Regions from separate parts of the Homo sapiens genome. Here region 1 is linked to region 2. A link is an interaction called in ENCODE POLR2A ChIA-PET data of the cell type or tissue named here. Cell type or tissue: MCF 10A. All regions are shown on one strand. Each heading gives the region's core, and the rest is flanking DNA. Links, peaks and the distances in the headings are about the cores only.

Region 1 (11,990 bases), core at 5,135-10,134, 140 kb after region 2:
GCGATCTCAGCTCACTGCAACCTCCGCCCCCCAGGTTCAAGGGATTCTCCTCTCTCAGCCTCCCAAGTAGTTGGGATTACACGCATGCACCACCATGCCCAGCTAATTTTTGTATTTTTAGTAGAGACAGGGTTTTACCATCTTGGCCAAGCTGGTCTCGAACTCCTGACCTTAGGTGATTCACCTCCCAAAGTGCTGGGATTATAGGCATGACCCACCATGCCCAGCCTAATTCCACTTTTCTATCCTAGCACTTAGTGTTTTAGTAACATACTCATTTAAAGTATAAATTAAAGGAATAGGATTGCATTCATTACTGTTTAGAGAACGAAACAGTCCTTCAAATACTTAAAATAAGGCAATAACAAAAATTAAAAAGAAGAATCTATCACTTTTTTAAGAGTGTTAAACTTTTATTTAGGAAAAAAATGATTTTGTACCATGTATTCGATTTCTGTATACATTTGTAACAAGGAATTCGGATGACTTTTGTCCCCAGGGTCTTGGAAGTAACTTCTAAACCCTCCAACCACATCTGATAGTTGATGCGACCAAGGAGCCGCATGGTGGGCCCCTAGACAGTTTACACTAAGGAGATGACTCAGGTGGGCAATGGCCATGCCAGAAAGATTGACAATGTGATTAGAGGTTTGGGGCTTTCAGTCAAATTGTATCAACCCACTCTGCATAGAAGAAATGGGCTAAGTCAACTGCACAGACAATGATTCAATCAGTGATACCCAGGCTGGGTGTGGTGGCTCACATCTGTAATCCTAGCACTTTGGGAAGCCAACGCAGGAGGACTGCTTGAGTCTGGGAGTTCGAGACCAGCCTGGGCAACATAGTGAGAACCTGTCTCTACAAAAATTTAAAATTAAAAAAAAATTTTTGTTTAATGCCTACACCATAGAACCCCAATGAAAACTCTGGACACCAAGGTCAGCAAGATGACAAAATAGGAAGCCCAAGACCTTGCTCCCTGACAAAAACACTGACTTTAGCAACAATATATGATCCAAAAACCTTTTATGACAATGACAGTAACCAATTAGGAAGTCACAGTACCCCAGGTAAGCTCAAAGCCAAGAACATCTGCAATGAAATCAGTAAGAAAAGCCATTTCATTTTATCCACATCAGCATCCTTCCCCCCACCACTCCAAACTAACATAGTTTGGGATTAAGAAGCTTCTCCATTGGGAGAGAAAGAGAAGAGTAGAACACATGTTCAACATTCCAGCTTCTTGGAGGGCTGTCCAAGGGACTGTTTCCTGTCTCAACTGATATGGGTGCTGATGGGGAACCAGCATACTCTGGATGCCTGTGGGGCATCGAGAACAAAGGAGAGTACACAGGCTCATGGCAGTACCAGAAAATGTGTAACATCCCAGAGGGAAGTTGACACAGCTTGCTACAACTAAGAAAACACACCCAGCTCCTGATTTTTTAACAGGTTGAGTACTCCTCATCTGAAATGCTTAGGACCAGAAGATTTTGGATTTCTTTGAATTTTGAAATATTTGCATTATACTTACCATTGGAGAATCCCAAATCTAAAAATCTGAATTCCAAAATGCTCCAATGAGCATTTCCTTTAAGTGTCATGTCAGTGCTCCAAAAGCTTAGGATTTTATAGCATTTTGGATTTCAGAATTTCAGATTTGGGATGCTCAACCTATATTTATACCACAAGAAACTAGAAAAAGAATAACTAAACCCAAAGTTGGCAAAAGGAAGAAAATCATAAAGATTAGAGCAGAAATAAAAGAAACAAGGAACAGAAAAAAAAAAAATCAACAAAACTGCATATTGGCTCATTGAAAAAGTGAATAAAATTGACAACCCTTTAACTATAAAAAAATAGAAAAGACTGAAATAACAAAAATCAGAAGTGAAAGGAGACATTACAGCTGTCACAGAAAGAGTCTGAGACTGCTATGAAAAATTATGTATCAACAAATTGAATAACCTAGAAGACATTGATAACTTGCTAGAAACAATCTTCAAAATCATAAAGAAATAAAAAATATGAACAGCTCTATAACTAGTAATGATACTGAATCAGTAATCAAAAACTTCTAAGCAACAGGAAGCCCGGGACCAAATGGCTTCACTGGAAAATTCTATCAAACATTTAAAGAACTGAACCAATCTTTCCCAAGCTCTTTTCAAAAAATTGAAAAGGACGGAAAATTTCCATACTCACTCTATGAAGCCAGCATTACCATGATACCAAAATCAGAAGGTATTAAAAGAAAACTACAAGCTAATAGCTCTGAAAAAATAATGATGAAAAAAAAACTCAAAAAATACTAGCAAACTGAATTCAACAACACATTAAAGGGACTTTACATCATGATCAAGTGGGACTTAACTCCTAGAATACAAGGATGGTTCAACATACAAAAATTCAGTGTAATACATGCTATTAACAGAATGAAGGACAAAAACCACAATAATCTCAATTGATACATAAAAGGCATTTAACAAAATTGAATACCCTTTCACGATAAAAATACTCAACAAAGACTGAAGGAAACAACCTCAATATAATAAAGGCCATATAAGAAAACTCATAGCCAACATCATACACAATAATGAGAAACTGAAAATCAATGTGCAAAAATCATAAGCATTCCTATACACAAATAATAGACAAACAAGAGTCAAATCATGAGTGAACTCCCATTCACAATTGCTACAAAGAGGATAAAATACCTAGAAATACAACTTACAAGAGATGTGAAGAACCTCTTCAAAGAGAACTATAAACCACTGCTCAAGAAAATAAGAAAGAACACAAAGGGAAAAACATTCCATTCCATGCTCATAGATAGGAAGAATCAATATCATGAAAATGGCCATACTGCCCAAAATAATTTATAGATTCAATGGTATCCCATCAAGCTACCAATGACTTTCTTCACAGAATTAGAAAAAACTACTGTAAATTTCATATGGTACCAAAAAAGAGCCCATAAAGCCAAGACACTCCTAAGCAAACAGAACAAAGCTGGAGGCATCACGCTACCTGACTTCAAGCTATACTACAAGGCTACAGTAAACAAAACAGGATGGCACTGGTACCAAAACAGATATATAGACCAGTGGAACAGAACAGAGGCCTCAGAAATAACGCCACACATCTACAACCATCTGATCTTTGACAAACCTGACAAAAACAAGCAATAAGAAAGGATTCCCTATTTAATAAATGGTGTTGGGAAAACTGGCTAGCCATATGCAGAAAACTGAAACTGGATCCCTTCCTAACACTTTATACAAAAATTAACTCAAGATGGATTAAAGACTTAAATGTAAGACCTAAAACCATAAAAACCCTAGAAGAAAACCTAGGCAATACCATTCAGGACATAGGCATAGGCAAGGACTTCATGATGACGAAAACACCAAAAGCAATGGCAGCAAAAGACAAAATTGACAAATGAGATCTAATTAAACTAAAGAGCTTCTGGACAGCAAAAGAAACTATCAGCAGAGTGAACAGGCAACCTACAGAATGGGAGAAAATTTTTGCAATCTATACATCTGACAAAAGGCTAATATCCAGAATCTACAAGGAACTTAAACAAATTTACAAGAAAAAAACAACCCCATCAAAAAGTGGGAGAAGGATATGAACAGATACTTTTCAAAAGAAGACATTTATGCAGTCAAAAAACATACGAAAAAAAGCTTATCATCACTGGTCATTAGAGAAATGCAAATCAAAACCACAATGTGATAGCATCTCATGCCAGTTAGAATGGTGATCATTAAAAAGTCAGGAAACAACAGATGCTGGAGAGAATGTGGAGAAACAGGAACACTTTTACACTTTTGGTGGGAGTGTAAATTAGTTCCACCATTGTGGAGGACAGTGTGGTGATTCCTCAAGGATCTAGAACCAGAAATACCATTTGACCCAGCAATCCCATTACTGAGTATATACCCAAAGATTATAAATCAGTATGTTTATTGTGGCATGATTCACAATAGCAAAGACTTGGAATCAACCCAAATGCCCATCAGTGATAGACGGGATAAAGAAAATGTGGCACATATACACCATGGAATACTATGCAGCCATAAAAAGGATGAGTTCATATCCTTTGCAGGGACATGGATGAAGCTGGAAACCATCATTCTCAGCAAGCTAACACAGAAACAGAAAACCAAACACCGCATGTTCTCATCATAAGTGGGAGTTGAACAATGAGAACACATGGACACAGGGAGTGGAACATCACACACCGGGGCCTGTCGGGGGGTGGGGGGCTAGGGCAGAGATAGCATCAGGAGAAATACCTAATGTAGATGACAGGTTGATGGGTGCAGCAAACCACCATGGCACGTGTATACCTATGTAACAAACCTGCACATTCTGCACATGTATCCCAGAACTTGAGTATAATAATAATAAAAATAAAAAAGAAAACTTACAGCCAACATCATACACAAAAATGAGAAGCTGAAAGCTTTTCCTCTAACATCAGAAACAAAGCAAGGATGCCCACTCTTGCCGCTTCTGTTCAACACAGCACTAGATGTCCTAGACACAGAAAACAGGTAAGAAAAATAAAAAGCATCCAAAGAGAAAAGGAAAGGTAAAATTCTGTGTTTGCAGATGAGATGTTGTCATATGTAGAAATCCCTAAAGATTCTGCACACACACAAAAAAAACTCTTAGAATAAATCAGTTCAGCAAAGTTGCAGAATACAAAATCAACAAACAAAAATAAGTTGCCTTTTAATACAGTAACAGTGAACAATGTGAAAAGGAAATTATGGAAATAATTCCAGTTAAAATCAAAGAGAATAAAATACTTAAGGATAGCCTAATCGAGGAGGCATAAGACTTATGAACCAAAAACTACAAAACACTGCTGAAGGGAATTAAAGAAGACACAAACAGGCAGGGCGCGGTGGCTCACGCCTGTAATCCCAGCACTTTGGGAGGCTGAGGCGGGCAGATCATGAGGTCAGGAGATCGAGACCATCCTGGCTAACACGGTGAAACTCCATCTCCACTAAAAATACAAAAATTAGCTGGGCGTGGTGGCGGGAGCCTGTAGTTCCAGCTACTCGGGAGTCTGAGGCAGGAGAATGGTGTGAACCCGGGAAATGCAGGTTGCAGTGAGCTGAGATCATACCACTGCACTCCAGCCTGGGTGACAGAGTGAGACTCCATCTCAAAAAAAAATAAAAAATAAAATAAAAATAAAAAGACACAAACAAATGGAAAGACATCTTGTGATCACAGATTGGAAGACTTAATATTGTTAAACTGTGCATACTACCCTAAGCAATCTACAGATTCAATGTAATCTCTATCAAAATCCCAATGGCTTTTTTTTATAAAAATAGAAAAATACACTAAAATGCATACATAATCTCAAAGGACCCAGAACAGTCAAAACAATCTCGAGAAAAAAAAAGAAACTAGAGGCCTCACACTTCTTTTAAAATATATTACAAGGTTACAGTTATCAAAACAGCATGATAATGCATAAAAAAACAGACATATAGACCAATGGAATAGAACAGAAAACCCAGAAATAATCCCTAAGGTATATGATTAAATGATCTTCAACAATGGTGGGAAAGCTACACAAGAGGGCAAAAAGAACAGTCTCTTCAACAAATGGTGCTAGAAAAATTGGATATCCACATGCAAAAGAATGAAGTTAGACCCTTACCAATACTACTATATGCAAAAATTTACTCAAAATAGATTAAAGACCTAAACATAAAACCTGAAACTATAAAACTCATAGAAGAAAACAGGGAGAAAAAAGTTTATGACATTGGATTTAGCAATGATTTCTTAAACATGATACCAAAGGCACAGGCAGAAAAAAAGCAAAAATTGACAAATGGAACTCTATCAAACTTAAAAACTTCACAGCAAAGGAAATAATCAACAAAGTAAAAAGGCAATCTACAAAATGAGAGAAAATATTTGCAATCCATATATCTAGTTAAAAGCTGAAATTCGGAATATGTAAGATCTTCTACAACTCAATAACCAAAAAAGTAAAAAATAAAAAACCCAAACAAAAAAATTTAAAGATGGGCAAAGGACTTAAATAGACATTTCTCCAAAGCAGATCTGCAAATGGCCTGTAAGCATATGAAAAGATACTCAGTATCACTAATAACGGGGGAAATGCAAATAAAAACCACAGTGAAATATAATCTCACACCCTTTAGGATGGCCACTACCAAAAAAACAGAAAATGAATATTGGCGAGGATGCAGAAAAACTGGAAGCTTTGTCTGCTGTTAGTTGGAATATAAAATGGTACGGCTCAGCTAGGTGCAGTGGGCTCATGCCTGTATTCCCAGCACTTTGGGAGGCCAAAGCAGGCAGAACACCTGAAGTCAGGAGTTCAAGACCAGCTGGCCAACATAGTGAAACCCTGTCTCTACTAAAAATACAAAAACTAGCCGGGCATGGTGGTGCACGCCTGTAGTCCCAGCTACTCAGAAGGCTGAGGCAGAAGAATCACTTGAACCCAGGAGGCGGAGGTTGTGAGCCGAGATCGCACCACTGCACTCCAGCCTGGGCAACAGAACGAGACTCCGTCTCAAAAAAATACAAAAATAAAAAAATTAGCAGGGTGTGGTGGTGGGTGCCTGTAATTCCAGCTACTCAGGAGGCTGAGGGAGAAGAATCACTTGATCCCGGGAGACTGGGGTTGCAGTGAGCCGAGACTGCACTACTGCACTCCAGCCTGGGAGACATAGCGAGACTCTGTCTCAAAAAAATAATTAATTAAATAAAACGGTACAGCTGCTATGGAAAACATTATAGAAGCTTCTCAAAAAAATTAAAAATAGAATTACCATATGATCCAGTAATCCCACTTCTAGGTATACATCCAAAAGAAATGAAAACAGGATCTCAAAGAAATATTTGAACATCTATGTTCACTGTAGCATTACTGACAATAGCCAAGAGATGAAAGCAATCTGAATGTCCATCAAAAGATGAATGGATAAAGAAAATGCAGTATATACATAAAATGGAATAGTACTCAGCCATAAATAAGGAAACTTTGTCATATGCTACATCATGAATAAACCTTGAGGACATTATGCTGAGATAAACCAGTTACAAAAAGACAGCTACTTCAGGTATCTAAAATACTCAAACTTTTAGAAACACAAAGAATGGAGATTACCAGGAGCTGGAGGGAAGTGGGAGAGGGAAAAGGGAGCTGTTCAATGAATAGTTTTAATTTTGTAAGACAAAAAAAGTTCTAGAAAAATTAAAGAAAAAAAAAGATTTGGATATCTGTTCTGGAGATGTTGCACAAAATGTGCACAAATTGTTTTACTCTGTTCCTTTTACCAAAAGAGAAATTAACATTCTCCTTCCTTCCTCTCTCCCTCCTTCCTTCCTTCCTTCTTTCTTTCTGAGAATGCACTATTATACTGCATACTCAAAATGGGTAAGGTAAATTTTTTGTTATATTTTTGACAATCTAAAAAAAAAAAATCTCTGAACACCAAAAGCTTGGGGAGCTTTGGGTTGGCAATATTCTGCATACTGCCACACATTAAGATGCTAGCAAGACAAAACATTCCTGAGAACAGTGGAAACTTAGTGTTTGGGAACCCTCCCAGACCTTGTTGGCTGGTTATGATTTTTATATCCTTTGGCTATAATAAAACTGTAATACTAAGTTTAACATTTTCCTGAGCTCTGTGAGTCGTTCTAAGGAATTAACCCTCAAATTTGTAGCTAGCTAGTCAGAAATGAGGGTAACCTGGGGACCACCAAAATTGAGACTGGTGTCTAAAGTAAGGGCAATCAAGTGCAGGACTATGCTCTTAGCCTCTGAAGTTTAGCTAAACCATGGGCACTTAGTATTAGAACTCCTTTCAATATAAAAAAAAAACTTTTTTAAATAAAAGAATTCAGAGCCTTCTGAGGCTAAAGAAGAGAACATTAGCAAGTCTAAGTAAAGAGAAATGTTTGAAATGATGGTTTAATTTTCAGTTCCTCTATAAATTTCAAATGAAAGGGTATTCTTCGTTTTCTCTCTAGCAAGGCAGTGCATAATTATTAGCTTTTACAAAGATCTAAAGAGCAGGAAAAAATTCTGATTGAAGAAGAGGCGGTTCAGTTTTAGTCATGCCACTGAAATAGAATATAGACAAATCTACAGATAACCATAAAATATAATTTTATTCAACAGGAGAGGTACAGACCAACAAATCTTTAAAATATTCTAACATTTTAGTTTAGTTTTCTTTTCCCTTTTTTTTTTTTTTTTTTGAGACGGAGTCTCGCTCTGTCGCCCAGGCTGGAGTGCAGTGGTGCGATATGGGCTCACTGCAAGCTCCGCCTCCCGGGTTCACGCCATTCTCCTGCCTCAGCCTCCGGAGTAGCTGGGACTACAGGCGCCTGCCGCCACGCCTGGCTAATTTTTTGTACTTTTAGTAGAGACAGGGTTTCACCGTGTTAGCCAGGATGGTCTCGATCTCCTGACCTTGTGATCCACCCGCCTCGGCCTCTCAAAGTGCTGGGATTACAGGTGTGAGCCACCGCACCCAGCCTCTTTTCATTTTAGTTTTACTCTCTTTTTATACCAACTGGTAAAAGAAATGAAAAGCCACAGAGAAGGCAACACGAGGAGAAAAGTTAATATTAAATTCTCACTAAAGTAAAAATTAAGTCAACAATTGGTTATAAGTTAGAAAAAAAAGGAAACAATAATACATAGAAGAAAGTGGAGTCTCTATTTGTCTTAATTCCACAACCAATTAGAAAGAAACCAACTTGCATGGGTAAACGTTAAACAATGACTATAGTTCCACATTTAGTCAACACTGTAGAATGAATAGCTATTTCATGTTCAAACGACTTGGCTTCACTTTTAAATCTTAGTAATAAACTTTCAAAACAATTTCATTTCAAGCAAGTAGCTGAAATTTCAAATATATTAATAATTCTACTTTTCACTTTTTTTTTTTTTTATTTTGACACAGTCTCACTCTGTCACCCAGGCTGGAGTGCAGTGGTGCAATCTCGGCTCACTGCAAGCTCCGTCTCCTGAGTTCATGCCATTCTCCTGCCTCAGCCTCCCGAGTAGCTGGGACTACAGGCACCCCCCACCACGCCCAGCTAATTTTTTGTTTTTTTTGTATTTTTAGTAGAGACAGTGTTTCACTGTGTTAGCCAGGATGGTCTCGATCTCCTGACCTCATGATCCGCCCGCCTCAGCCTCCCAAAGTGTCGGGATTACAGGTGTCAGCCACCACGCCCAGCCCTACTTTTCACTTTCTTAACCTAAGTTCTTCTTCTCTTGTTGGTATTTTTTTAAATTTGCCTTAAAATAGGCTTAAATGTAAAAGGCTTAAATGAGAAAGCAGCCACATGATATAATAAAGATCTGTAGCAGGGCATCGTGGAATGCACCTGTAATCCCAGCTACTTGGAAGGCTGAGGCAGGGGAATCACTTGAACTTGGGAGGCGGAGGTTGCAGTGAGCAGAGATGGCACCACTGCACTCCAGCCTGGGCGACAGAGCAAGACTCTCAAAAAAATTAAAAATAAAAATAAAAAATAAAGATGTGTATTTAAAAAAAATCACACGAAGTAAAATTAGAATTCTTAAGCACATTTTATAACTATTTCAGGTAAAGTCAAAAATTGACACAGGAAAATGTCCCACTCATTTGCAGAAGACTGCAGTTGTTTTACCAGAAAAATAAAAGTAGTAAATGTGATTTATTAAATAGACTTGACTCAGACCAAAAGTACCCAACAGGCACTAGGCAAATGTTAAGAAATCTAATTTAACAAAGGTATCACACAGAGAGTAGGTACTTGAATTCACTTTCTGGCAAGCCAACCCCATAGAAGTTACCTCCCGGAATCAGGATGTGAAAGGTACTAAAGACCAGTAGAACCTATGATACATCTCCTAAAAACAAGTCAGTAATAGAAGTAATTGTTTTCTGTTTTGTTTTAGTTTTGCTTTGCTTATTCTTTTTTTTTCTCTTCAACTTTTAAGTTGAGGTGTACATGTCCAGGATGTGTAGGTTTGTTACATAGGTAAACATGTGCCATGGTGGTGTGCTGTACAGATCATCCCATCACCCAGGTATTAAGCCCAACATTCACTAGCTATTCTTTCTGATGCTCTCCCTCCCTCCACCCCCACCCCGACAGGCCCCAGTGTGTGTTGATCCCCACCTTGTGTCCATGTGTTCTCATCATTCAGTTCCCACTTTTAAGTGAAAACACACGGTGTTTGGTTTTCTGCTCCTGCATTAGTTTGCTGAGGATAATGGCTTCCAACTCCATCCATATCCCTGCAAAGGACATAATCTCATTCCTTTTTTATGGCTGCAGAGTATTCCATGGTGTATATGTACCACATTTTCTTATCCAGTCTATCATCGGTGGATGTTTAGGTTGATTCCATGTCTTTGCTATTGTGAACAGTGCTGCAGTGAACATACCGATGCATGTATCTTTATAACAGAATGATTTATATTCTTTTGGGTATATACCCAGTAGTGGGATTGCTGGGTCAAATAGTATTTCTGCCTCTAGGTCTTTGAGGAATTGCCACACTGTCTTCCACAATGGTTGAACTAATTTACACTCCCGTCAACACTGTAAAGGCATTCCTTTTTCTGCAAAACCTCACCAGCATCTGTTGTTTTTTGACTTTTTAATGATAGCCACCTGAGTGGCATGAGATGGTATCTCATTGTGGTTTTGATTTGCTTTTCTCTAAAGATCAGTGATGAGCTTTTTAATCACATGTGTGTTGGCCATATGTATAGTTTTTTTTTTTTTTTTTTTGAAACGGATTCTTACTCTGTCGCCCAGACGGGAGTGCAGTAGCACAACCTCGGCTCACTGCAACCTCCACCTCCCAGATTCAAGCCATTCTCCTGCCTCAGCCTCCCAAGTAGCTGGGATTACAGGAACTCACCACCATGCCCAACTAATTTTTTTATTTTTAGTAGAGACAGGGTTTCACCTTGTTGGCCATGCTGGTCTCAAACTCCTCACCTCAGGTAATTCGTCCACCTCGGCCTCCCAAAGTGCTGGGATTACAGGCGTGAGCCACCACACCCAGCCTGTGTCTTCTTTTGAGAAGTGTCTGTTCATGTACTTTGCCCCCTTTTTAATGGGGTTGTTTGCTTTTTTTCTTGAAAATTTGTTTTAAGTTTCTCATAAACTTTGGATATTAGACCTTTGTCGGAAGGATAGATTGCAAAAATCTACTCCCATTCTGCAGGTTGTGTGTTCACTATGATGATAGTTTCCTTTGCTGTGCAGAAGCTCTTTAGCTTAATTAGATCCCATTTGTCAATTTTTGCTTTTGTTGCAATTGCTTTTGGCGTTTTCATCATGAATCTTTGCCCGCGCCTATGTCCTGAATGAATGGTATTACCTAGATTTCCTTCTAGAGTTTTTATAGTTTTGAGTTTTACATTTAAGTCTTTAATCCATCTTGAGTTAACTTTTGTATATGGTGTAGGGAAGGGGTTCAGTTTCAATTTTCTGCATGGCTAGCCTGTTCTCCCAGCACCATTTATTAAATAGGAAATCCTTTCCCCATTTTAACAAAAGCAATTTCTAATGATTAGTTAATTCCCATGCATGGGACATTAACTCAATCACAAGTGCTCTTTGTAGTTTAAATAGGTGACTAATTTTTGTTGTTCAACAGAGATCTGTCCACAGGGATTCCCAAAAACATGGCTATACCCCAAAAAGTAACACCAACCAACTCTACATTGGTCTAATGTGATAATATCAAAGAATTTATAATGTCTTCGGTCAAACAGTTTTACTGGTACTACAGTATTTTTAACCTGAATTATAACCACGTATTATTAGTAAGCAAGTATTAAAATAAAAACATTTTATCCTCAACAAGACCTAAATAGTTGTCAGGAAATTCAAGTTCATAAGATGAACTCAAATTTGATCCTTTTCCCAAATGCCTTAAACAT
Region 2 (11,990 bases), core at 2,539-7,538:
GGTGGTTTTAGCATTAACAAGCTGGAGGGTTATTTTTGCTGTTCCACTTAGCTGATGGCATCCCACATGAAGGTTTATTAGAAGTACTAAGATGTATACAAGGGTGTGGAAAACAAAGAAGAAAACATAATTAACTGGAAAACAGAAAGAGAGGAAGGTCCATGATCTGACTGAGGAAGGAAAACAGCAACCCTAAGCCACATATATAGAAAGAAACAAACAAGAGTGCAAGAGTGGGGAAGGGAATCCCAAGGACACTCCGGTCTGCTGGGGAGGGTAACCATAACAGTCACAAATTTTGGTTGCAAATAACAAGAACCAGGCCAAGGTAGCTTAAGGAAAAGGTGGTGGGTGCAGTATTACAAGGGTGGATCAGTGTCTCACAGAAGCCAGCAGCCACTCACAGTCAGGTAGGAGCAGAACTGGAAACTGGAAATCCGGAGGCACCCTGGGAGCAGAATTTTCAGACATGCCAAAATTTCAGTCAGTGGATCTCCTTCACCCCACCTACATGGCAGAAGGAAGCAATGTCTGTATTTGGTCATCTTCCCCAAGCTCTAGTGGTTGGCCTCCAAAACTCAAGAGACAGTTCCAACATCTACAGCAAGTTGGCGGTGTCCTTGGCTCCCCGGATTATTTTGCAATCTGCTGCTCACACCTCTTAGCTGTCTTGACAGGAGGAAAGGGAGAGACGGCATTTCCTTTTCTCTGTATGATGCCAACTTCTTTTCTCCCCTCATTTTTATCTTCCTTCTTTCTTCTTCTATGACACTTCTTTGGCTGGCCAGAAAATTACTTACAGTCTCCCTTATGGCATCTTTTGCCCCCTCCCCCAGCCATGAAGCACCCCCATTGTACATTTCTGGAACTGTTCATTGATTGCTCAGAATGGAGTAATTCTCCGTCTGCATCTAAGCCCAATGCACACACAGCAGCAGCTCCCAGGGTCCATGGAACTGCAGATAGCAGGGTCCAGAAACCTTAGACTGCAAATCTCATCTCAGGATTACTAGTTTTCAGATAAGGAACAGTCTTGGTTTGGTTTCTACTGAAAGCAGAGCCTGAGATGAGGACTCAGTGCAGGTAGTTTATTTGGGAGACGAGCCTAGGAAGCAGTAACAGGGGAGTATGAGAGAGAAAGGGAAAATGTCCATTTCAGAGTATGTTATTGAGTCATCTCTGTAGGCAACAGGGGCTCCACTATGCTGGGGACCTTTGGGAAGTGTTCTTATTCTTCCCCTAATTATCAGCCTGAAGTTGTATCCACTCATTCCAACCATCTTCTGTTGAAACGTTATCCCCCAGGGGTCTGTGTGCCTCTCCACTTCCTGGTTGCTCCTGTGCATGGGCCAAGAGGGCTCCCACGATTTTGAAGAAGGTCCTCGAAGCAGAGGAAAAAAAGAAAGCCAGGCTTGGAGCAAGATGCTGTCAGCAGAAGGGAAATCCAACCTTGCAAGGAACAGCCCACTACACTGAGCCAAATTCAGGGGTAGGCTAGGGGGATGTAACACAAAACCCCACCTAGGATTTGTTTTTAATTGCTCAAAGTAATATGTGTACATGGTAAAAAAAAAAAAATCAAATAGAGAAGAGTATACAGTAAAAGCAGCAATCTCCCACTCCACTCAGCCCAATACCAAGTTCCGCTACCCAGAACCAACCACGTGAAACTGCTACTAGTTTTTCTTACCTCCAGTTGCCCCTCATTCTTACTCTTCCTCAAAAGAAATACACTGTAAAATCATCCATCCTCTCCATATCAAGGATTTCTCATGAAGTTTTGGGTTTTGATCCTAATCTACCTTTCACCCAAGGAATCATAGATAGGAAAATATATAAGGGATTTAACCCCAGAAAATTAGCTCTTTGCATATAGGCATTCACACCTAATCAGGGCTGCTCTTAGCACTGAGCTCTTCAGTACAGGCATACCTTGGAGATATTGTAGGTTCAGTTCCAGACCACAACAATAAAGCAGATATTGCAGTAAAATAAGTCACAAGAATTTTTTGGTTTTCCGGTGCACATAAAAGTTATGTTTACACTATGCTTAATAGACTATAATCTATTAAGTGTGCAATAGCATTGTGTCTAGAAAAATGTTCATATCTTAATTGAAAAACACTTTTGCTGAAAAATACTAATGATGGTCTGAGCCTTCAGCAAGTTGTAATCTTTTTGCTGGTGGAGGTTCTTTCCTTGATGTTATGGGCCTTGACCTGGATTAGGCTCTGGTTTATGGGAATGCTATGGCTGATTTGATCTTCTATTTAGACTACTCAAACATTCTTCATATAAGCCATCGGGCTATTTCACTTTCTTATCATTCATGTGTTCGCTGGAGTAGACTTTTAGTTTCCTTCAAGAACTCTTCCTTTGCATTCACAATTTGGCTGTTTGGCTCAAGAGGCCTAACTTTCAGTCTATCTCAGCTTTCAACATGCCTTCCTCACTAAGCTTAATCATTTCTAGCTTTCAATTTAAAGAAACACATGACTCTTCACTTGAACAGTCTGAAGCCATTGCAGGGTTATTAATTGACCTAACTTTAATATTGTTCTGCCTCAGGAAATAGGAAAGCCCAAGGAGAGGAAGAGAGATGGGGGAGCTGCTGGTCGGTGGGGCAGTCAGAGCACACACGCATTTATTAAGTTTGCCATCTATGGGCATGGTTCATGGCACCCTAAAACAATTACAATAGTAACTTCAAAGTTCACAAATCACAGATCACTTTAATGGATATAATAATAATGAAAGTGTTTGAAATATTGAGGAATATGTCCTATTAGTTTGGCTTAGTTTTGAGGGGACTTGATTGAGCTGAAGGATGATGAAGACTTCCAAGGTGATGCAGAATTCTGTGTCATGTTAAAATTCAGTATATTACTTCCAGAACTGTTATGAAACTTATGAAATTTATGTGCCTAAAGTTTAGGCAACTTTTGCTTCTACCTAACTTTCTGAAAATATTTTCTTTTTCAGAAAGGTGTTGAAATAAAAATTAAATACAAGTTGAGAAACATGTTAAGAGTTACTCTCTGTGAAATAAATCTGGAGTCAGAATGTAAACATATGCTTATTGAATAGATCTCAATTTTTTGAGACCAGTTTATTCCTGTTATTGCCACTAGTTTCATTGACTTGATCAATATTATGCACTCTGAATGAATAAAGTTGATTAAATTTTTTTGTGTGTGTTGCTTTTGTATTCAGGCTTTAACCCATCCATTGCCATTTTTAGCATTAAAAAATTTATAGAACTACGGATATTTGGCTGGCTTTCTTTCTTTCTTTCTTTCTCTCTCTTTCTTTCTTTTCTCTCTTTCTCTCTTTCTTTCTTCTTTTTTTTTTGGACGGACTCTCGTTCTCTTGCCCAGGCTGGAGTGCAATGGCACGATCTCGGCTCATGGCAAGCTCCGCCTCCCAGGTTCACACCATTCTCCTGCCTCAGCCTTCTGAGTAGCTGGGACTACAGGCACCCACCACCACGCCCAGCTAATTTTTTTTTTTTTTTTTTTGTATTTTTAGTAGAGACGGGGTTTCACTGAGTTAGCCAGGATGGTCTCGATCTCCTGACTTCTTGATCCGCCCGCCTCAGCCTCCCAAAGTGCTGGGATCACAGGCGTGAGCCACTGTGCCCGGCAGGGTATTTGGTTTTCTAATCAGGTAGCCTGCTATGGATTGAATTTTTGTATCTCCCCCAAATTCATGTGTTGAAGCCCTAATCCTCAGTATGATAGTGTTTGGAGGTGGGGCCTTTGATAGGTTATTAGGTCATGAGGGTGCAAACTTTCATGAATGGCATTAGTGCTCTCATAAGAAAGGATATGAGAGAAATGATTTCTATCTTGGCCACATGAGGCTACAGTGAGAAGAGATGGCTGTCTACAAGCCAGAAAATGGGCCATCACCATTCACCAAATCTGCTGGCACATTTTTCTTAGACTTCCAAACCTCCATAAATGTGAGAAATAAATGTTTATTGTTTAAACCACTCCAGTCTATGGTATTTTTGGTATTAGCAACTTGAACTAAGACATGCTGTATTGTTAAAAATTCTTGAATGTTTTTGTGTTAAAATATTTGTCTGTGTATGTGTGTATGTGTATAGATCAGATATACTTCCTTGTTGCTTTATTCATTGGTCCCTGTTAATTTAGCTCTGATTATGTCTAATCTAGGGAATATTGAAGACAATTATGTTATTGCCTACCCACCCTTACGAGTCTCTTTTTGCAGCAAAAGATTCCCAAGTTGTGTTCCTTACTATCCTCATCACCTACCTTTGAGTCCTGTCCAGTGTGGCAAAGTCCTTAAAAGTAATGTCTCAGGAGTGGTAGCTCACGCCTGTAATCTCAGCATTTTGGGAGGCTGAGGCAGGCAGATCACTTGAGGCCAGGAGTTCGAGACCAGCCTGGCCAACATGGCAAAACCCCATGTCTACTAAAAACACAAAAATTAGCTGAGCTTGATGGCACATGCCTATATTCCCAATTACTTGGGTAGCTGAGTCACAAGAATCACTTAAACCTGGGGTGAGGCTTGTCGTGGGGGAGGTTGGTTGCAGTGAGCTGAGATTGCGCCACTGCACTATAGTCTGGGTGACAGAGCAAGACTATGTCTCAAAAAAAAAAAAAAGAAAGAAACAAAGAAAAAGAAAAAAAATAGAATACGTTGATCATAAGAGGAGACTAAAACAAGTGAGCATTGACATAATCAGCTCTAGTAAATCTACTAGGCAGAGCTAATGAGAATTCTGTGTATACATTTTCCTACTCAAGTAATTTGAAATATTATGTGAAAAAGTTATAACTAAGTCTGTGGTTCATGGAATGGTTTTTAAGCAATATTCCTTAGAAAGGAAGAAAAAGTTGGGTTTTGCTATGTCACCTGTCTTCTTATACATTTTTAAAAAAGATCCTTCATTTTGTTCAAATTATTCATAGACTTTGCATCTGTTTTTGAGTTGGATTTCCTAAATGGTACTATTTGTTCATCTGCAAACACCTGAGTTACAAAAGGTTTTCTCAAATGAGGTCATTCATTGAGTCAGAATATTTCTCCAAAAAAGGCCACAGGGCGGGCGCCTGTAGTCCCAGCTACTTGGGAGGCTGAGGCAGGAGAATGGCGTGAACCCGGGCGGCGGAGCTTGCAGTGAGCCGATATCCCGCCACTGCACTCCAGCCTGGGCGACAGAGCGAGACTCCGTCTCAAAAAAAAAAAAAAAGCCACAGGGAAGGGCAAGTGTTTGTCATCTGAATTTTGCCCTTTCTTAGGAAGTTGCTTTGGCTACATGTTAGGAGACCAGTTTCTGGGGGAAAAAAAAATCTATGTGTGAATGTTCTGGCCTTTCCATAGGCAACAACAAAGGCTTTCCCTGGCAGTCTTCTGGGGAAATCTGCCCTGCCCACACAGCCTTGGTGCACAGCCAGTGCACTGTGGTCTTTGAGGAGACCTGCGGTCTCTTCACTGCAAGAGACAAGGAGTCCTGCCCACTGGCTGGTCATGCTCTTATGCACAGTGACTTCCTAGCCAGGCACCTCCACTGGAAAAGGTGCCTCCTTATCTGTAAACCTTGAAGATATTTTCTCCACTCTGACTGACTCAGTGTCCAGTAACTTTTCCACTTCTAGCCCTCCCCTCTCCTCTGGGTCCCAGGTCCATAAAACTGCAAAAGCCTTTTGTTCCAGGCTTCTTACTCAATGAGACACTGCCCCCTACCCCACCCCCAGGGATCCATCTGATCCTCAACAGGTGCACTGTTCCATGCAGAAATGGAACAGGGAAGAGACGACAGCTTTCTCTGGTTTTAGCCTCTTGCTTTTATTATCACAGTACATGGATAAAGGCTTCACTCTTGCTTTCATTTTGGCGCACTGCTTTTAACTTGCTGCTCTGGCAATTCAGTTCTAGTTAGCTCAGCCTGAGACAGGTCCTGACAACGCAGTTCCCATCAATAAAAGCTTTTACCATAAAATGGGCACACCAGGCAGTAATAATTATAAAAGCCAACATTTACTGAGCTCTTACTGTATGCCAGAAACCATGATAAGCCTTTTAAATATATGATTGCTGTATTGCTCAAAGTGTGGTCCAGGAACTAGTGCCGACTGACACAGTTTGTTACCAATTTAAGACATGATAAGTAGAAAAACTGAGAGTATGTATTTAGAAACTTGTATTTGTCACTGCTATGTAACTGGTATTTTTTTTTGTATTTGTATGAGTATTCGTCCACAACAGATTGAAAATTTTAGAAATATGTTCTTTCACCACAGATGAATGGAGAAGCACTATGCTATCTCATCTAATCTTTAAAACGATCTTTTGAAGTACGTCCCATTAGTACCCCTCATATACTGATGAGTAACCCAAGGCCCAGACAGGCTGAGTAACTTGCTCAGGGTCATGCTGATAAGTAGTGTCAATGCTGTGGCAAGACAGCTCGCTCCAGCTGCTGGGCTTCCTTACTCTAGGGCTAGACTCACAGCTCTTTTTATCAGTGAATATCTTGTGCTACCCAAATGTGATCTAACAAGTGTCCTATGGAGCCACTTGGGTAGAATATCTGTCATTGTGTTTGCCCCAGCAAATCCAGGGTGTACAGCTGCCTTAGACAAGTACCTCTGTCACATAATTAAATGACACTCTCTACCTACATTGGCAAGGAGAAGTTCTGAGTCTTTGCAGGAAGCCCACCACATTCCAAGGTATCTTCTTGTGTTGGATGTAGGGTTTTCAGAACTTCAATTCTTGTTAGAATCAGTATTTACCCAAATCAATTTTCCCTGTCCTTAGCACCAATTTCCAAACTTATAATTCCATTTACTTTCAGTTTTAGGATTCTGCGTCTGTATGGTCACGGGTACGTATTTCCTGCTGTCATCACAGGCATGGAAATAAAATTTTGTGAATCCGAGTATTTCCCATAGACTGAGGTCTCGACTGCTTATACTGGCACACCTCGTTTTATGCACTTCACTTTATTGTGCTGTGCAGATATCGTATTCTTACAGACTGAAGGTTTGTGGCAACCCTATATCCAGCAAATCTATTGGTGCCATTTTCCCAACAGCATGTGCTCACTTCATGTTTCTGTGTTACATTTTAGTAATTCTCTCAATATTTCAAACATTTTCATTATTTTTGGGGAGCAGCTGGTTTTGGTTACATGAATAAGTTCTTTAGTGGTGATTTCTGAAATTTTGGTGCACTCATCACATGGTCAGTGTACACTGTACCCAATGCATAGTCCTTTAACCCTCATGCCCCACCCGCCCTTTCGCCTGAATCCCCAAAGTCTATTACATCATGTTTATGCCTTTGTGTCCTCATAGCTTAGTTCCCACTTATAAGTGAGAATACACAACATTCCATTCCTGAGTTACTTCACCTATAATCATGGTCTCCAACTCCATGCAGGTTGCTGCAAATGTCATTATTTTGTTTCGATTTATGGCTGATTCGTTTTCCATGGTGCATATATACCACATTTTCTTTATTCACTAATTGTTTGATGGACATTTAAGCTGGTTCCACATTTTTTGCAATTGCAAATTGTGCTGCTATAAACATGTGTGTGCCAGTGTCTTTTTCATATAATGACTTCCTTTCCTTTGTGTGAAGAATACCCAGTAGTGGGATTACTGGATTGAATGGTGGTTCTACTTTTAGTTATTTAAGGAATCTCCATACTGTTTTCCACAGTGGTTGTACTGGTTTACATTTCTACCAGCAGTGTAAAAATGTTCCTTTTTCACCACATCCATGCCAACATCTATTTTTTTTTTCATTTTTAAATTATGGCCATTTTTGCAGGAGTAAGGTGGTATCACATGTGGTTTTTATTTGCATTGCCCTGATAATAAGTGATGCTGAGTATTTTTTTTTATACTTTAAGTTCTAGGGTACATGTGCACAACGTGCAGTTTTGTTACATATGTATACATGTGCCATGTTGGTGTGCTGCACCCATTAACTCGTCATTTACATTAGGTATATCTCCTAATGCTATCCTTCCCGCCCCCCCCACCCCCCACCCCACCACAGGCCCCGGTGTGTGATGTTCCCCTTCTTGCGTCCATGTGTTCTCATTGTTCAATTCCCACCTATGAGTGAGAACATGTGGTGTTTGGTTTTTTGTCCTTGTGATCGTTTGCTGAGAATGATGGTTTCCAGCTTCATCCATGGCATTTTTTTATTTGTTTGTTGGCCATTTGTTTATCCTCTTTTGAGAATTGTCTGTTCATGTCTTTTGCCCACTTTTTGTTGGGATTATTTCTTTTTCCTTGCTGATTTGTTTGAGTTCCTGTATACTAGTCCTTTGTTAAATGCATAGTTCACAAATATTTTCTCCCACTCTGTGGGTTGTCTGTTTACTCTGCTGATTATTTCTTTTGCTGTGCAGAAGCTTGTTAGTTTAATTAGGTCCCATTTATTTATTTTTGTTTTTGTTGCATTTGCTTTTGGGTTCTTGGTCATAAAGTCTTTGCATAAGCTCATATCTAGAGAGTATTTCTGATGTCTTCTTCTAGAATTTTTATGGTTTCAGGTCTTAGATTTAAGTCTTTGTTCAATCCTGAATCAATGTTTGTATAAGGTGAGAGATGAGGATCAAGTTTTATTCTTCTACATGTGGCTTGCCAATTATCCCAGCACCATTTGTTGAATAGGGTGATCTTTCCGTAATTTATGTTCTGTTGTGGTGTGTTTGAGACGGAGTTTCACTCTTGTCACCCAGGCTGGAGTGCAATGGCACAATCTGGGCTCACTGCATCCTCAGCCTCCCAGTTTCAAGCAATTCTCCTGCCTCAGCCTCCCAAGTAGCTGGGATAACAGACACCCGCCACTATGCCCGGCTAATTTTTGTATTTTTAGTAGGGATGAGGTTTCACCAGGTTGGCCAGGTTTGTCTCAAACTCCTGACTTCAGTGATCTGCCCACCTTGGCCTCCCAAAGTGCTGGGATTACAGGTGTGAGCCATGGCGCCCAGCCCCCAATTTATGTTTTTGTTTCTTTGTCAAAGATCAGTTAGCTGTAAGTATTTGGATTTATTTTTGGGTTCTCTATTCTGTTCCATTGGTCTACATGCCAATTTTCACACCAGCCCCATGCTGTTTTGGTAACTGTAGCCTTGTATTATAGCTTAAAGTCGGGTAATGTGATGCCTCCAAATGTGTTCTTTTTGCTTAGTCTTGCTTTGACTATGTGGGCTCCTTTTTGGTTCCATATGAACTGTAGAATTTTTTTTTCTAGTTCTGTGAAAAGTGATGATACTATTTTGATGGGAAGTACACTGAATCTGTAGATTTTGGCAGTATGGCCATTTTCACAATATTGATTCTACCCATCCATGAGCATGGGATGTGTTTCCATTTATTTGTGTCATCTATGATTTCCTTCAGCAATGTTTTGTAGTTTTCCTTGTAGAAATCTTTTACCTCCTTGGTTAAGTACATTCCTAGGTTTTTCGGGGTTTTTTTGTTTTTGTTTTTGTTTTTGTTTGCAGCTGCTGTAAAACGGATTGAGTTATTTATTTGATTCTCTGTTTGGTTGTTGTTGGTGTATAGTCATACTACTGGTTTGTGTACATGAATTTTGTATCCTGAAAATTTATTTAATTCATTTATCAGTTCTTCGAGTTTTATGGATGAGTCTTCAGGGTTTTCTAGGTATATGTCATATCATCAGTGAACAGCGACAGTTTGACTTTCTCTTTACTGATTTGGATGCCCTTTACTTCTTTCTCTTGTCTGATTGCTCTGGCTAGGACTTCCAGTACTATGTTGGGTAGAAGTGGTGAAAGTTGGCATCCTCGTCTTGTTCCAGTTCTCAGGGGCAACGCTTTCAACTTTTCCCTGTTCAGTATTATGTTGCTCCTGACTTTATTTCTGTGTGAGTTGTTTCTTCAGGATAGCTTTTCTTTGTAACACAATGGTAGCAGCAAGTTCAGGCTGTAAATCCATATTCTTTGTCATCCAAAAAGAAAGAGATTTCCTGTGTCCCACAACTCCCAAAAAATTTTTCAAAGCATCACATTGATTAGACAACCTCTAAAGCAATCCCTTGAACTAAGGGAATATCATGTACTGAATGGCTTAGTATTCAATTACCTGGAGCAGTAAACATGGACTCAGGGCAAGATGTGGATTTGCAGCATTTGCCAATTTCCATGGTGTAAATATTCCCACGATAGCCAATAAAGTGTGTGAGAGAGAGGAAAAATGGAAACACTATGAAGAATGCCAGAAATATTGTCAAGAGACAGGGAATGAAGAAACAACAGAACATATCTTAAGGCATTGAGGGAAAAATAATATCTTTTGCTGATTTAAGTCTACTTAATAAAATGGTTACACACATAAATACTAGAATAATAGATACCAAACTATGAACAGTTATTATTTCTTGGTGGTAGCCATATGAGTAAACTTCCTTGTATTTTTTAAATATATATATATATGAATAAACAACATATTTCTTTTACAAGAGGAAAATATGGTATTTTCATAATACTATTTGCCAAAACACATCTGGAATTGATGTCAGAATTCAGCACTCCTAATGCAGCATTCTCTACTTAATTATGTAAAATCACTCAACAAACATTCTCCTCATGCAAAGAAGTAGAATGAAATTGTTGGTAAAGGAAATGGCTGATTTTACACATTATAAACTCACTCCTTCTGCAGTGTCATTCAAATATTTATTGATCACCCTCTACCTACCATAATCATTTTCCATGAATTGTTCCCAAAACAATTTTATTGATATTAATCTTTATAATAATATTCCAAACTTTTAATTGCAATAAAAATCATCAAAATAAATGCATGTTATACTGATTTATCATCTTATTTAGCTATTACTGTGATGCTTACTTCACACTACAAGACATGAAAAAATTGAAAAAATGATGAAGTTGATAGACCAGAAAAACTATCTATTAATTATGTGAGGAACTTAAATTATCAAAAACTAAGTGGTTTTCCTTGCTTTAAAGAAATTACAATGTCTGAGTGGCAGATGAAATGAAATAAGACAGAAATTCATCTTTCTTCCTCTGCCCCTCATTCATAAGCCTTTTTGTTCATTTCAAAATGGAAAGCAAGAAGAATTAATGAGATTTTTGCCTGAAGCATATCCCTCTAAACCCACATCTATTTAAATTAAAAATTCACCAAAATAGTGTCTGCATTTTCAGTAATTCTTGAAAAACAATTGTATAGCCTCCAAATGACAATCTCAAAAGATAAAGAAATAATACAAATATATTTAAAAAACAACTGTCTGAATCTATATATTTTTCCTCTTGAGTCTTTTTTCAAATTGAAGTCTTCAGATGAAATGTTTATAAGCCTATTCAAGTGTCTGCACTTATTTCTACACCTAGCATAAGATCATAACATTTTATCGTGTTAGAAAAGCAGCACTTACAGGACAACTGCTCTGAAATTCATATGCCACAGCATATAACTGAAGGATTTTCAGTGGAGTGGTCTTGAGAGTAGATGATTTTTCTCCCCAGGGGTCTGCCTTCCATACTAGATTAGGAACTCCTCAAGGCAAGGGATTTTCTTTATGTCATAGGCACCTTTGCATATTGGTGGACATATAATTGGTTTCAGTGAATATTTATTAAATAAATGAATCAGTAATTGAATAAAGCTCTGCTTTGCCCAGTGGCTCAAATTCATGAATCCAGAAACAACCTTAAATTTGAATAAGCAGAGATGTAAAATTGCATGTAGGACATAGTCACATGGTGGCTTCTCAAGTCATCCGCAGTCCATCCATCCTCAAAACCTCAAAAGCTCCTTGAGCCTTCTGACCACTTTCTAAGGCAAAGAAATTATGGCATCTCCATCTTATTCATTGAAAGGTGTTGCCCAATTTAGGTTTCAAGGGGTCCTTCTAGCAAGCTGTTAAGATAAGCACCCAGTGTGTGACTGGAACACTGAATCCTGAGTTATGGGTGCCCCTCTATCACA

Evidence for each region. Peaks named below come from ENCODE experiments on the same cell type or tissue, not always from the same donor. Only the 100,000 strongest peaks of a DNase experiment are listed, where the experiment ranks them.
Region 1: POLR2A ChIA-PET joins it to region 2 with 5 read pairs; 2 of 35 experiments call an interaction of 5 or more read pairs at or near these places.

Annotation. Positions count from the first base shown.
Region 1 is chr13:47,975,222-47,987,211 of GRCh38, forward strand. The region is part of intron 4 of SUCLA2 (succinate-CoA ligase ADP-forming subunit beta); the gene reads right to left. Among named protein-coding and RNA genes, the nearest start is that of SUCLA2, 20 kb to the right of the region's middle. In MCF 10A, for the core only: no CTCF peak of the experiment used is centred there; no DNase peak of the experiment used is centred there.
Region 2 is chr13:47,840,720-47,852,709 of GRCh38, forward strand. No RefSeq gene overlaps it. Among named protein-coding and RNA genes, the nearest start is that of LINC00562, 86 kb to the right of the region's middle. In MCF 10A, for the core only: no CTCF peak of the experiment used is centred there; a DNase peak (open chromatin) is centred at 4,542.